Linked DNA regions of Homo sapiens: region 1 is linked to region 2. Evidence: chromatin loops called from intact Hi-C (ENCODE). Cell type or tissue: CD14-positive monocyte. All regions are shown on one strand. Each heading gives the region's core, and the rest is flanking DNA. Links, peaks and the distances in the headings are about the cores only. Region 1 has its middle 15 kb from the start of IREB2. Region 2 has its middle 9.1 kb from the start of SKIC8.

Region 1 (6,659 bases), core at 1,666-4,165, 110 kb after region 2:
GGGGTTTCACCATGTTGGCCAGGCTAGTCTTGAACTCCTGACCCCAAGTAATCTGCCCACCTCCCCCCCTTCCAAAGTGATGGGATTACAGATGTGAGCCACTGCACCTAGCCTCTTATGGCTTTTCATTAGTCTGACATAGGCTGTTGTCAGTCCCTGAGCGAGGAGGGAGTTAGTTTTAGGAAGGGACTATTATCATCTTTGCTTTCAAGTTAAACTATGAATTCTTCCCAAGGTTAACTTGACTTATACCCAGGAATGACCAAGAACAGCTTGGAAGTCAGAAGCAAGATGGAGTCAACTATGTCAGATTTCTCTTACTGTCATAATTTTCCAAAGGCAGTTTTAAAACTAAGAGAGAAAAAGCACTAGGTTATGTGACATTTGACCCAGGAATGAGAAACCTTCCCTAGGTCTCTCCACCGCATGGACTGGAGGAGCCTCAGCTTGTCTGGCTTCTGCTTTTTGCTGCTGCTTGAGCAATTTTCCACCATCCCTCCTGCCAACACCATAGATACACCCTCAATGGGGAAAAACCTTTTTAACTTGAAAATTTAAGCGCTCACTTAACGGAAGTCACAGAGGTGAATATGACCAGAATCAATAGAGGTATCTTTGCCTCTGATGTTTCCCACTCCAGGTTCAGAGAGACAAGTTGCGTCTCTCTTTGAGCTTGCCTGCAGGATCACTTGATTCATGCTTTTTCTCCCATAAATATTTATTGAACACCTACCATGTGCCAATTCTAGGGGCTGGGGATACAGCAGTGAACAAAACAACCAAGTCCCTGCCTCATGGAACCTATGTTCTAGTAGGAAATAGACAACAAACAAATGAGTTAAATGTGCAGCATATTAGACCATGATAATGAGATGGGATGGTTCCCTTGACCTTGACCCCCTTCGTGGGCAGGAACTGGAGTGGCTTGTTTCACTCAGCCCACCGCTGGCCACTCCTCATGAGAGGGAGCGTGCAAGCGAGTACAGGAACCGGAGGGAACGAATGCTGGAACCGGCCAGTCACTTCTCTCTGGTGAGAGCAGGCTCTGTGCATCCCTGCAGCAGTGTCCAAGCCCCTGCCCTCTCAGCACCCAGGTTCTTGTCCAGCATCCAGAAAGAATCAGGTCACAAGAACGGGTTCAAGGGTAGTGTATGCAGAGGATTTTATTGGGTGATGGCTCTCAGCAACATGGGAGCTGGAAAGGGGATTGTGTGGGAAGAAGGTGATCTTTCCCTGAAGCCGCACTGTCTGAAGTTAGCTGCATCTATCCATAGTCTCCAACGCTCAGTTGCTGCTTCTCTGCTCACTGCTCAGCCTCTTGTATCCCCAACTCCCAGCAGCCTGCATCCCCACCGGTCAGCCGCTTGTGTTGCTTTGCCAGCTGAAGTCTTTTTATGGGCACGGGAGAGGAGCAGGGCAGACCAAACAAGCAACATTTTCATGGAAAAAAAGGGGGTCAGCTGTTTTCACTTAGGGCCATGGCTCCAGGCTTAAGGGTGGAGTTTAGCTGGGCGCTCAGCCATTCTGTATCAATAAGTGCTACGGAGAGGAATGAAAAGAATGAGTATAAGGGGTGCTGGGGTTTGCCATATATGTTGGGTGTTCAGGAAGACCTCACCGAGCTGGGCAAATTGGAGCAGAGACCCAGTGAAAGTGAAGGAGCAATCTATGTGGCTATCTAGGAGAAGGCACCTGAAAATGCAGAGGCCTAAAGAAGAGATTGTGCTTGGTGTTAAAGGAACAGCAAAGAGCAAGGAATGAGACTAATGCAGAGTGAGCAAAGGATGTAGGAGATGAGGCCAAAGAGGAGGAGTCAGATCAGGACCCTGGAGGCCATCGTGAGGACTTTGAATTTTACACTGACTAAGATGGGAGCCAGTGTGGAGTTCTGAGCAAAGAATGACATGAGCTGGCTTCCACTTTAACAGCATCCTCTGGCTGTTGTGCTGAGACTAGTTAGGAGGCTGCTGTCATCATCCAGAGCAGAGATGATAGTGGCCTGAACCAGGATGGATTGTGTGTGTGTGTGTGTGTGTGTGTGTGTGTGTGTATATATGTGTGTGTGTGTGTGTGTGTGTGTGCTTTTTAGAGATAGGGTCTTGCTCTGTCACCCAGGCTGAAGTGCAGTGGTACAGTCATAACACATTACAGCCTTCAACTCCCGGGCTCAAGTGATCCTCCCACCTCAGCCTCCCAAATAGCAAGGAAAGGACTACAGGTATGTACAACCACACCTGGCTAATTTCTTTATTTTTTGTAGAGACGGGATCTCACTCTGTTGACCAGGCTGATCTCCAACTCCCGGCCTCAAGCGATCCTCCTGCCTCAGCCTCCTAAGTGCTGGAATTACAAGTGTGAGCTACCATGCCCAGTCCAGGATAATATTTCTTTATCAGTGGGGGAGGAGTGGAAGTTTGTAGGAGACAGGCCCAGGGCACCTGAAAAAGTCAGATTTTAGTCTTACAGGCTTTAGATGAATGGCCTCCAAAGCAGATGCTCACCCTCAAGCCTGACCCTTCTGGTCCAGTCTCAGCTCTGAAGGCCACTCTAAAAGAAGAGTGATTGCAATGTTTTGAGTAGGGACAGCTTCATTTGGAATAGACATCTAGTCTAGTAGAATAACTGCTTTGAGGCTGGGTATGGTGGCTTGCCCCTGAAATCCCAGCACTCTGTGAGGCTGAGGTGGGAGGTTTGCTTGAGCCCAGGATTTGAGACAAGCCTGGGCAACAAAATTAGCCAGGCATGGTGGCGTACACCTGGCGTGTAGTCCTTGCTACTTGGGAGGCTGACGTGGGAGGATCGCTTGAGCATGGGAAGTCGAGACTGCACTAAGCTATCGCACCACTGCACTCCAGCCTGGGCGACAGAGCAAGACCCTTTGGCTTTGATTGAAAGGGCCATTTGGGTGTTTTAAATGTTAAAAAAAAAATCCGTTTTTATTGCCATGCTACAGGATACAGTGTGAACTTCAATCCCTTATTGTTCCCTCAGTGTTTTATTAACTACGGATGTCAAGGTCAGACGCTGCTTATTGTCTCTCTTTACATCACTGGAAGGGACAATGCCTACTGCTGCCCCCTGGAGGCCACTAGGCCTAACAGCAGCTCAAGCTGTAACTTCTGAACTTCACCTATTTTCTGGGCACAAACCATTTGGTTCAGCCTGCAGAAGAGCGTGGAAGACATATGGGACTGGGGCCCACAATCTGGTTTCCCATTCTTGCTCTGCCATTATTTCACTGGATAACTCACTGTGGGAATTTAAGCAAGTCCCATGCTCATATATAAAGCTATTAAACTAGATGGTTTCTTATCTTCCCTTCTTGTGCTGACATTTAATTTTATTATTTTATTCACATTTATTACAGGTGTGAACCACCACGCTTGGCCATGTGACATTTTAAAGTGTTTATGAAATCTGTAAATTAAGTGGGACATGGCTTCCACATCATCCCAAATTCCCTTTATATTCCTGTACCCTTTTTTCTCTCTCTCCCCAAACATCCCTCCCAGCACCTAGACACTGTCCTCTGGCCATCTGGGAAACCACAGTGCAAGGCCCCTCCTGGGCCCATCTTCCCCTTAGCAGGGGCCCTAAACGTTAGACATTTTTTCTTCTTTTGCTCTTATCAAAAACGACTTTTCCTAGTTCCACCAACTAATGAGTGAGTGCTAATGAGGGATTATATTTTTCCACGTCTCAGTTTTCTTCTCTGTACAACAGGGCTAATAATATTTATCTTCAAGGTTATTATGAGGATTACAAATAGTTTATGCAAACAGCCTAAACTGTTGAATACACTGTCTGAGGTATTCAATAAATGGCAGACTGCTTTTATTTTATTCTATTATTTATTTATTTAAGACAGGGTCTCATTCTGTCACCCAGGCTGGAATGCAGTGGTATGATCATGGCTCACTGCAGCCCAGACCTCCCTGGGCACAGGTGATTCCCCCATCTCAGCCTCCCAACTAGCTAGGACCATAGGTGTGCACCACCACACCAGGCTAATATTTCTATTTTTTGTAGAGTTTCAGCATGGGGTTTCCCCATGTTGACCAGGCTGGTCTCGAATTCCTGTGCTCAAGCGATCTGCCCTCCTTGGCTTCCCAGAGTGTTGGAATTACAGGAATGAGCCACTGCGCCTGCCTTGGACACTGTTTTTAAATGGACACAGCTCAAAAAAAAATCATTTTCTCTTAATGTTTCTTAGAAACCTTTTTTAATTCCCTCCAAGTGGGGTTAAATGTTCTTCATCTGTGCTTAAAAGTCTATGGGAATGATTCACTGAGTGCTAGATACATGTCCATACCCGAATAGACCACTATGGTAGGCAGAATAATTCCCCCACCTCTCCAAAGATGTCCATGCCCTAGTCCCTGGAACCTGTGAATAGGTGATGTTACATGGCAAAGGGGGAAATGAAGGCTTAGGATGGAATTATGTTTGCTAATCAGCTGACTTTGAGATTGGGAGATTATCCTTCAGTATCCAATGTCCCCAATGTAATAACGAGATTCATTATCAATGAAAGAAGGAGGTAGAGAGTCAGAGATAGATGTGAAGACCGAGGCAGAGGTCTGAGTGACACCATTGCTGGCTTTGAAGATGGAAGAGAGCCAGGGCCAAGGGATGTCTGAAGCCTCCAGAAGCCAGAAAAGGCGAGAAAATGAATTCTCCTCTAGAGCCTCTGGAAAGGAGTGCAGCTCTATTGACACCTTGATTTTAGCCCAATAAGACCCATTTCAGACTTCTCCAGAACCGTAAGATAATTAAATTGTGCTGTTTTAAGCCACTAAGTTTGTGGTAATTTGTTACAGCCACCATTGGAAATAAATACAAACCCTCACATACATTTAATTGGCACAACAATCCAAGTAGTCAGTAGTATTGTCCCCACTTTACAGCTGGGGAAACTGCAGCTCAGAGATGTTAAGTAACTTGCCCAAAACTGCACAGCTAGTAAATAGCTACATCAGTTAAATTCCTTTGGTGCAAGTTTTGGAAAACAAACAAAAACACAAATTGGGCTGGGCTCGGTGGCTCACGCCTCTAATTTTAGCACTTTGGGAGGCTGAGGCAGAAGGATTGCTTGAGGCCAGGAGTCTGAGACCAGCCTGGATAACATAGAAAGACCCTGTCTTTACAAAAAATAAAAATTAGTGGGGTTTGGTAGCACATGCCTGTGGTCCCAGCTACTCGGGAGGCACAGGTGGGAGGATCGCTTGAGCCTGGGAAGTTAAAACTGCAGTGAGCCGAGATAGTGCCACTGCATTCCAGCCTTGGCAACAAAGCAAGACCAAACACTAGAACTTGTACCTTCTCTCTAACTATATTTTTGTACCCCTTAACCAACCTCCCTTCATTCACCCCTCAACCCCCTAACTCTCCCCCAGCCTCTGGTAACTGTCATTCTTCTCTCTCACTCCATAAGATCTGCTTTTTTGGCTCCCACGTGTGCATGAGAACATGTGATATTTGTATCTCTGTGCATGGCTCTGTGAAAGAAAAATAAAAACTCGGGACCCCCAATATAATGACCTCCAGTTTTATCCATGTTGCTACAAATGATAGGATTGTATTCTTTTATGGCTGAATAATACTCTATTGTGTATATATACTACATTATCTTTATCCATTCATCTGTTGATGGACACTTAGATTGATGCCATAATTTGGCTATTGTGAACAGTGCTGCAATAAACATAAGAGTGCAGAATCTCATTGATTGATATACTGATTTCCTTTCTCTTGGATATATACCCAGCAGTGGGATTGCTGGGTCATATGTTAGTTCTATTTTTAGTTTTGAGGAACCTCTATATTGTTCTCTATTGTGGTTATACTAACTTACATTCCCACCAACGGTGTACAAGAGGCCCCCTTTCTCCACATCCTCACCAGTTATTTTTTATCTTTTTGATGAGTCATTTTCACTTGAATGAGATGATATCTCATTATGGTTTTGATTTGCATTTCCCAGATGATTAGTGATATTGATCATTTTTCATATACTTGTTCTTTTGAGAAATGTTTATCAAACCATTTGCCCATTTTTTAATTGAATTATTTACTTTTTTGTTATTGAGTTGAGCCTCTTATATATCTGGTTATTAATTCCTTGTTAGTTGGATAGTTTGCAAATATTTTCTCCCATTCTGTAGGTTGTCCCTTCACTCTGTTGATCATTTCCTTTGCTGCACGGAAGCCTTGATATAATCTCACTTGTCTATTTTTGCTTTGGTTTCCTGTGCTTTTGAGGTCTTATCCAAAAAATCGTTCCCCAGACTAATGTTCTGAAGCATTTCTCCAATGTTTTCTTCTAGTAGTTTCATAGTTCAGGTCTTACATTTAGGTCTTTATTCAATTTTGATTTAATTTTCATATAAGATGAGAGACGAGGGTCTAGTTTTGTTCTTCTGCATATAGATATCCAGTTTTCACAGCATCGTTTATTGAATATATTCCCCAATGTATGTTCTTTTCCCAATGTATGTTCTTGGCACCTTTATGAAAAATCAGCTGGCTATAAATGTGTAGCCTTTGTCAAAGATGACTTGGCTATAAACCTGTGGGTTTACATCTATCTGGCTTCTCTATTTCGTTGTATTGGTCTATGCATCTATTTTAATGCCAGTACCATGCTGTTTGGGTTACTA
Region 2 (6,659 bases), core at 2,024-4,523:
TTTCAAGTACATAAGAACAAGCCACATAGGATTACAAAGGAAACCAATTATATCAAAGTAGTTATCAAAATATTTGTGAAACAGTAGTATATGTGCTTTATTAATGCAGCATGTCTAATATCTTCTGTTATTTTATTTTTGAGACAGGGTCTCGCTCTGTCACCCAGGCTGGAGTGCAGTGGCGCAATCACTGCTCACTGCAGCCTCAATCTTCCAGGCTTAAGCGATCCTCCCGCTTCAGCCTCCCAAGTAGCTGGGACTACAGGCATGTGCCACCATGCCCGGCTAATTTTTGTAATTTTTTTTTTTTTGGTAGAGAAGAGGTTTTGCCATGTTGCCCAGGCTAGTCTCAAACTCCTGGGCTCAGGTGATCTGCCCACTTCAGCCTCCCAAAGTACTGGGATTACAGGCATGAGCCATGGCTCCCAGCCTGTTCTGTAATTTTAAAGTAGCAGTGAGCATAAACAATATTTAGAATTACTTGCAACAGCTGCAATGTGATACGAAAATATTTGTGATTTGTATTGGTGACAAAGTCACAGGTACTACTAATACTCCTAGATTTATTGCATACATTTATAATTAAAGAAGATATTAAATTCCAGTTACAGTTTAAGGGAAATAAAGATATAATTATTTTCCTATCAAAGTTCACAGATCCACGGAATGCCCATTGTAAAGCAAATCTGGAGAGACTTGCCATTGTATGTGACATTTAAACATCTGTAATTAGAGTTCTGGTCTTCCAGGTCAGGAGGAAATGAAAAGATTTTAGAATAAGATAGGTAAACATCCAGGCTAATGATGAAGTAGCTCCAAGATGTAAGGGCTGCCCTGAAAAGCTCTACAATTCATAAAGAGGCCAAGGTTGGGAGGCCCCCTCTAAGGCTGCAGCCCCACAGGGACATAATTGTTCCCTGAGTCATTCACTGCCTTTCCAACTAGCCCTGCATAGAGCAGACCCACAGAGAGGCTCAAGCAGGAAGAATGATACTAGGCCACAGTGTCCCAGGACTTACCCCTATACTTCTCCTCTCCACTCAGTCACAGGTCCAAGCATTTCTGAATGAAGAAGAACCTCACAGATCTATCTCATACCTCTCTCCCTCTATACAACCCCACCATGGGATCATCCAGCCTCTGTTTGAATACCTCCAAGGACAGGGAGCTCACTACCTCCTTGGGAGGAAGAGCTGCCTCCGCCCCAGTTCCGGGAAGGCTTACTTGACTTCCCGGGAAAGACATGAATCAGCAGGTCTGGAGAGGGGTGCAGGCAAAAGTCCTGCTCTCTGCTCAGCACAGGGAGAAGGAGAGGGAGGTCCATGGGCCACATCTGCCCTGTGTAGAGCTCTCAAGGCTCTCCTCAGAACCCCAGCTGGCAGAGTCTGATGTCAGGGACCCCACCTGCCCTTTCTGATGTTTATCCCAGGTTTCCTCTCTGGACCCCACAGCTGACACCCGACTCTCCTTCTTCCTAGTCCCCCTCTTCCCTCCCCTCCTGCGGGCCACAGTGTCTCATGTGGTGCCCCTCTCCTTCTACAGATGCCACCCTCACTCTGCCCCACAAGCTTCCCCGCTTTCATCAAGCAGCACCTCCTTCTCTCCTCCATGCCCCACCAGATAGGCCCCAGGCGCTTTTTGTTTCCAGTTTTGGCACAAAGGGGTTAAACAACTTGGCCTCTAGAGCACAATGCCTGGGCTCAATCTTGGCTGCTCCACCCAAGGCTCTGGTAAATTATGTAACCCCACTGGGATATCACTAAAATGGGGATAATACTAGAACTTTCCTTTTAGGGCTGATATGAGGATTAATAGAGTTAAAATATGTAAAATGCTTAGAACAGTGCCTGGCACAAGGAAAACACTCAATAAATGCCAGCTAGGATTACTCTTACAATTGCCATTCTGGGACGTCTCAAACATACAGCCCACTGTTAGGGAAGGCCCTGAAAGCCCCCAGGTCTCTTTTCCTCACTAGCTTGCCAGATGGCTAAGGGTATTTACATCTCTGAAGTTTATAGCCAGGGCAACTTCCAGACTTCACCCAGCAATCAGCCACTCTGAGCATTTCCTCACAAGGAAACTTCTAGAAAGTTATGCCTCCTCTTTTCTAAAGCAGTGACCACATGTACCTATTATTAAAAATTTATTACTGGCTGGGCACGGTGGCTCATGCCTGTAATGCCAGCACTTTGGGAGGCCGAAGCAGGTGGATCACTTGAGCTCATAAGTCTGAGACTAGCCTGGGCAACATGATGAAACCCCTCCCTGCAAAAATGTAAAAAAGGTTAGCTAGGTGTGGTGGCACATGCCTGTGGTCCCAGCCACTCAGCAGGCTAAGGTAGGAGGATCTATTAAGCCCGGAGGCAGAGGCTGCAGTGAGCTGAGATGGTGCCACTGCACTCCAGCCTGGGTGACAGAGCAAGACCCTCTCTCACGAAAAAAATAAATTAATTAATTAAAAACAAAAAATTATCACCATGCATTCTCCTGTGTGTACATTATTTATAAATATATATGTATTTATACTACTATAATATTTATGTACATTATAAAACAAATATAAAAATAGAAGAGGGACAAGATAAAAATAAATATCAGAAGATCTAATATTTTCTTCCTATACTCCAGACGGTCTTGCTCACTGTCTGGGGTATACACATTCCACTTTGGAGACACTAATGTCTTCAAATTTTAATTTTGGTTTCAAACACTGGGAGAGCTGTGATGGTGGATGTATGGACTGGGCCACGCCCTGAGAAATAACTCTCGCTAGTGCTACGGAGGAGGGAGTCACCCTGTTTCACACAGAGAAGGAAACTGACCCTGAGAAAGGCGAAGTGGCTTCTGCAGGGTCATTCAGCCAGCAAGGCAGAGTAAGGATGGAAACCCATGCTGAATTGGGTGTAGCTGATTTTTTTGTTCATAATTCCACAGTATTAGGGAGGGAAAGCGGGGAAACAGGAGCTCACAGGAAAGAAAGGGGTATGGAGAGGGTGAGGGCAGGACAATTATGGGGCCAGAGGCGGGAGTCTGGATTCAAATCCAAACCCACAAGGACACATCACTCCTTTCTTCAGCTGGTCCATGGATACTGAATCAGGGAACCTCTTGGAACTGGCTTCCTACCCTGCAATCAGGGTCCTTGACAGTCCCCAGTCGGGAACACAGACCACCACAGTGGAGCCACTAGCCAGGGGCTTTACCACGGCTGGCCAGAGGATGGCAGTCACTGCCTACGCATGCCCACTTGGCTGGCGCCGCTGATGGAGTAGCAAGTACCTGCCCTCCTGGGCTCCTCCAGACTCCGGAGGCAGTGAATTCCTGCTCTTGAATCATTATGGGACCCCTCGTAAAGGCATCTTAGACCTCAACTTCCTCATCTTGAAAACAAAATTGTTAACACCATGGTCTCAATCCCTAGTGGTTTTCAAAAGTGTGGTTCCCAGACCACAGTTGTAGATTCTGGAAGTGAGATCCCCAAGGGAGTTACAGCAGAAGGAAGAAGCCAGGGAGAGAGCATCCTGCCCAGAAGCAGCTGAGGCCTCCCATCCTCTGCACATACCTGACTGAGGGGCTGCATCCTGCGAGCATGGCCTGGGGGACTAAGTTCTTTGCACCCAGCAACTGTTCAGGGTGGGGTTTCAATTCGCTTCACCAGCTGCTGACCAGCGGTTGGTGGTCACCTTCAGTACTTGGCTATTCTGCCAGGATCCACCAACTGGACCTTTTTGGGGCCAGGCTGGGGATACTCAAAGGAGTTAGATGAAATCCCTGCCCTCAAGGAGCTCACAATGACTCTTTCTCACCAGGACTCTAAGCCATCTTCAACCAAGATCGACTTTCCAGCGGAAAAGCCCTAGCTCCTCTGATTCTCCCTACATAAGAGGTGTAGGAATTATGTATCCCCATTTTATAGAAAAGTTGGCACAGGGAGAGCACGTGGTTAATCCAGAGCACCTGGTAAAGCTGTGGTGGAGTAGGGAGCAGAACTCAGACCCCTTGAGTCCTCATGCAGCCTGACTCTCTGCTCTGAGCAGGCTGTGGGCATGGCCCAGAGACCGGATGGGCCAATCCAGGGCCTGAGTCCCTCCGCTGTGCCCACATCCTTCAAAACTGGGCAGGAACCAGGAGTAGACTCACCCCACACTGGGGGACTGAGTCATACCTCTCGGGGACCCAAAGTGCAACCGAAGGGAATCAGGTCCTATGTGTGGAGAGGGGACAGGGACCGTGAAGCCCAGCTGTGTATGAAATTCTGCTGTAGTTGGGGATCATGCCATCACTTTCTGGACATCGTTGGCATTTACCTATTCACATAGGAGGCAGCAAAGTCAGGCCAAAAAAGATGGCTGCCAAGGCACTTGAGAGTGTAGGAGGGTGAGCCAAGGAGGCCAGGGTGGTGGGCCTGCCAGGAGGAGGCTGTAAGCCTCTGAAGGGTGGCAGGAATTGGGTATGGAAGCTGTGAGCTAGTGCCACTGTCTGCAATGAATGAGATAGAAGAGATTGGTAGGTGAGCATGATGACGAAGGAAAAGGAGGTGGGGTCTTAGTCTGTTTTGTGCTGCTATAACAGAATACCTGAGACTGGGTAATTTATTATTATCATTATTTATTATTATTCTCTCTCCTAGGCTGGAGTGCAGTGGTATGATCTCAGCTCACCGCAACCTCCGCCTCCCGGGTTCAAGCGATTCTCCTGCCTCAGCTTCCCCAGTAGCTGGAATTACAGGTGTGGGCCATCATACCCAGCTAATTTTTGTATTTTTAGTAGAGATGGGGTTTCACCATGTTGGCCAGGCTGGTCTTGAACTCCTGACCTCAGATGATCCGCCCACCTTGGCTTCCCAAAGTGCTGGGATTACAGGCCTGAGCCACCGTGCCTGGCCAAGACTGGGTAATTTAGAAAGAAAAGAAATTTCTTTTCTCACAGTTCTGAAGGCTGGGAAGTCCAAGATCAAGTTACTGGTGTCTTATAAGGCCCTTCTTACTGTGTCATTCCATGGCAGAAGGCAGAAGGGCAAGGAAGGGAGAGGGAGAGACAGGGTGATGGGGGAAGGCGAGGAGAGACAGAGACAGAGAGAGAGAGAGAGAGTGCAAGAGGGGCTGAACTTGTCCTTTTATAAGGAACCCACTCCCACTATAACAGCATGAATCCATTCATGAGGGTGGCATCCTCACGGCCTAATCAGCTCTTAAAAGTTCCACCTCTAACACTGTCACTTTGGGGATTAAGTTTCCAACACACGAACTTTGGGGGACACATTCAAACATAGCCAGGGGTCTGCCTGGATGGTGAGAGTCTCAAAGGGGCAGAAGGAGGAGAATCAGGGGTTCATGGTGTGCTGGTAGGTGTTTAACAACAGGCTCTTCAGAGAAAAACCCTAAACCTGGCTTATAGCATTTGCTGATTTCCATAGTGTAAATACAGCTCCCATGGGCTATTTCTTTTATTTTTGAAATGGAGTCTCACTCTGTTGCCCAGGCCCAGGCTGGAGTGCAGTGGAGCTATCTTGACTCACTGCAACCTCTGCCTCCTGGGTTCAAGTGATTCTCCTGCCTCCCGAGTAGCTGGGATTACAGGCACCTGCCACCATGCCCCATGGGCTATTTCACGCCACGGACAGGAAGTTGCTGACCAATATGTACAATCTGCTCTGGTAAGCTGGTATGTACCAGCTCCAGCATCCCCTTGAGTGGTTCTGTTATGTTGCTGGGGGTGTCAGTCTCAATCCAGGTGTGCACACCTGCAGTGTCCCCTCCAGAGGCTGCCAGGAACCGCTGTCCTCTACAGAGAGCCAGCTGTGGTGACAGCAAGGTTGGAATAAGGGACCGTGAAAGAGCTGAAAATATAGGGATTTTTATTTACAAAGTTGGTGGTGGGGTTGGGGGGAGGTCAAAGGATTGAGAGCCAGGTGGGAAAGGCAGGACTGCAGGGAAGTGCTGACCCAGAGGGGCCTGCACTTGGGAGGCAAGGGGGCAAAAGGAGCTCTAGGAAGAGAACTCACCGCCGTGAGGTTTCCAAAAGAACCTGGAAATCCCTTCCTGCCACAGGTTAAGCCCAGGATCTCTTGCCAGGGTGAACAGGTGCTGGCCCCAAGCTGGTAAGCTTGGGAAAGTCCCAGGACTCCTGTATCGAATGCACTTCTGAAGGACAAAGGGAATTCAAGAAGCCAAAGGTAGCTTTAGAACAGCCTCACCACAAAGCTCCTTCCACACACTGCCCTTAACTCAGAGAGAGAGCTGAGGTCCAGGCCCCCCATTAGATGTGAGTCTCCAGTGCATCCTGGTGCCAGAGCTGGCATATCCAGGTGAAAGCACTGCTTTTACTCCTTGACTGCCATTGCACTAAAATTAATAGCAGAAGAATGAAAGCATGTGGAGACCTTGCTGTGCAGTTACGCCCAAAGTGCCCCTGGAGGCCGAGGGGCTTAGCAGCCAGAACACGGAACCTCACATCAGGAGCCATTACTGTTATTGTCACTGTTGATATCATTCCTAGTTTTGATCATTAAGTGTGTGCCAGGCATGAAGCTGGCAAGTCACCCAGATGGCCTCAGGAACCATCTCTGGCTCTGAAAGGGAGACTCTCTAGCCTGCCTCTGCCTGAACCCTCTCTGGACCTCAGTTTCCCTAGCTGTCTGTCCCGTGAGTCCATTG

What was found. Peaks named below come from ENCODE experiments on the same cell type or tissue, not always from the same donor. Only the 100,000 strongest peaks of a DNase experiment are listed, where the experiment ranks them.
Region 1: it touches region 2 in a loop (6-fold over the local background); 100 of 110 quality-filtered maps call a loop at or near these places.

What each region holds. Positions count from the first base shown.
Region 1 is chr15:78,419,956-78,426,614 of GRCh38, forward strand. No RefSeq gene overlaps it. Among named protein-coding and RNA genes, the nearest start is that of IREB2, 15 kb to the right of the region's middle. In CD14-positive monocyte, for the core only: CTCF peaks have their summits at 3,050 (motif pointing left) and 3,276; a DNase peak (open chromatin) is centred at 3,076.
Region 2 is chr15:78,305,373-78,312,031 of GRCh38, forward strand. No RefSeq gene overlaps it. Among named protein-coding and RNA genes, the nearest start is that of SKIC8, 9.1 kb to the left of the region's middle. In CD14-positive monocyte, for the core only: CTCF peaks have their summits at 3,219 (motif pointing right) and 3,430; DNase peaks (open chromatin) are centred at 2,799 and 3,229; H3K4me3 peaks cover 1,018 bases; H3K27ac peaks cover 1,878 bases.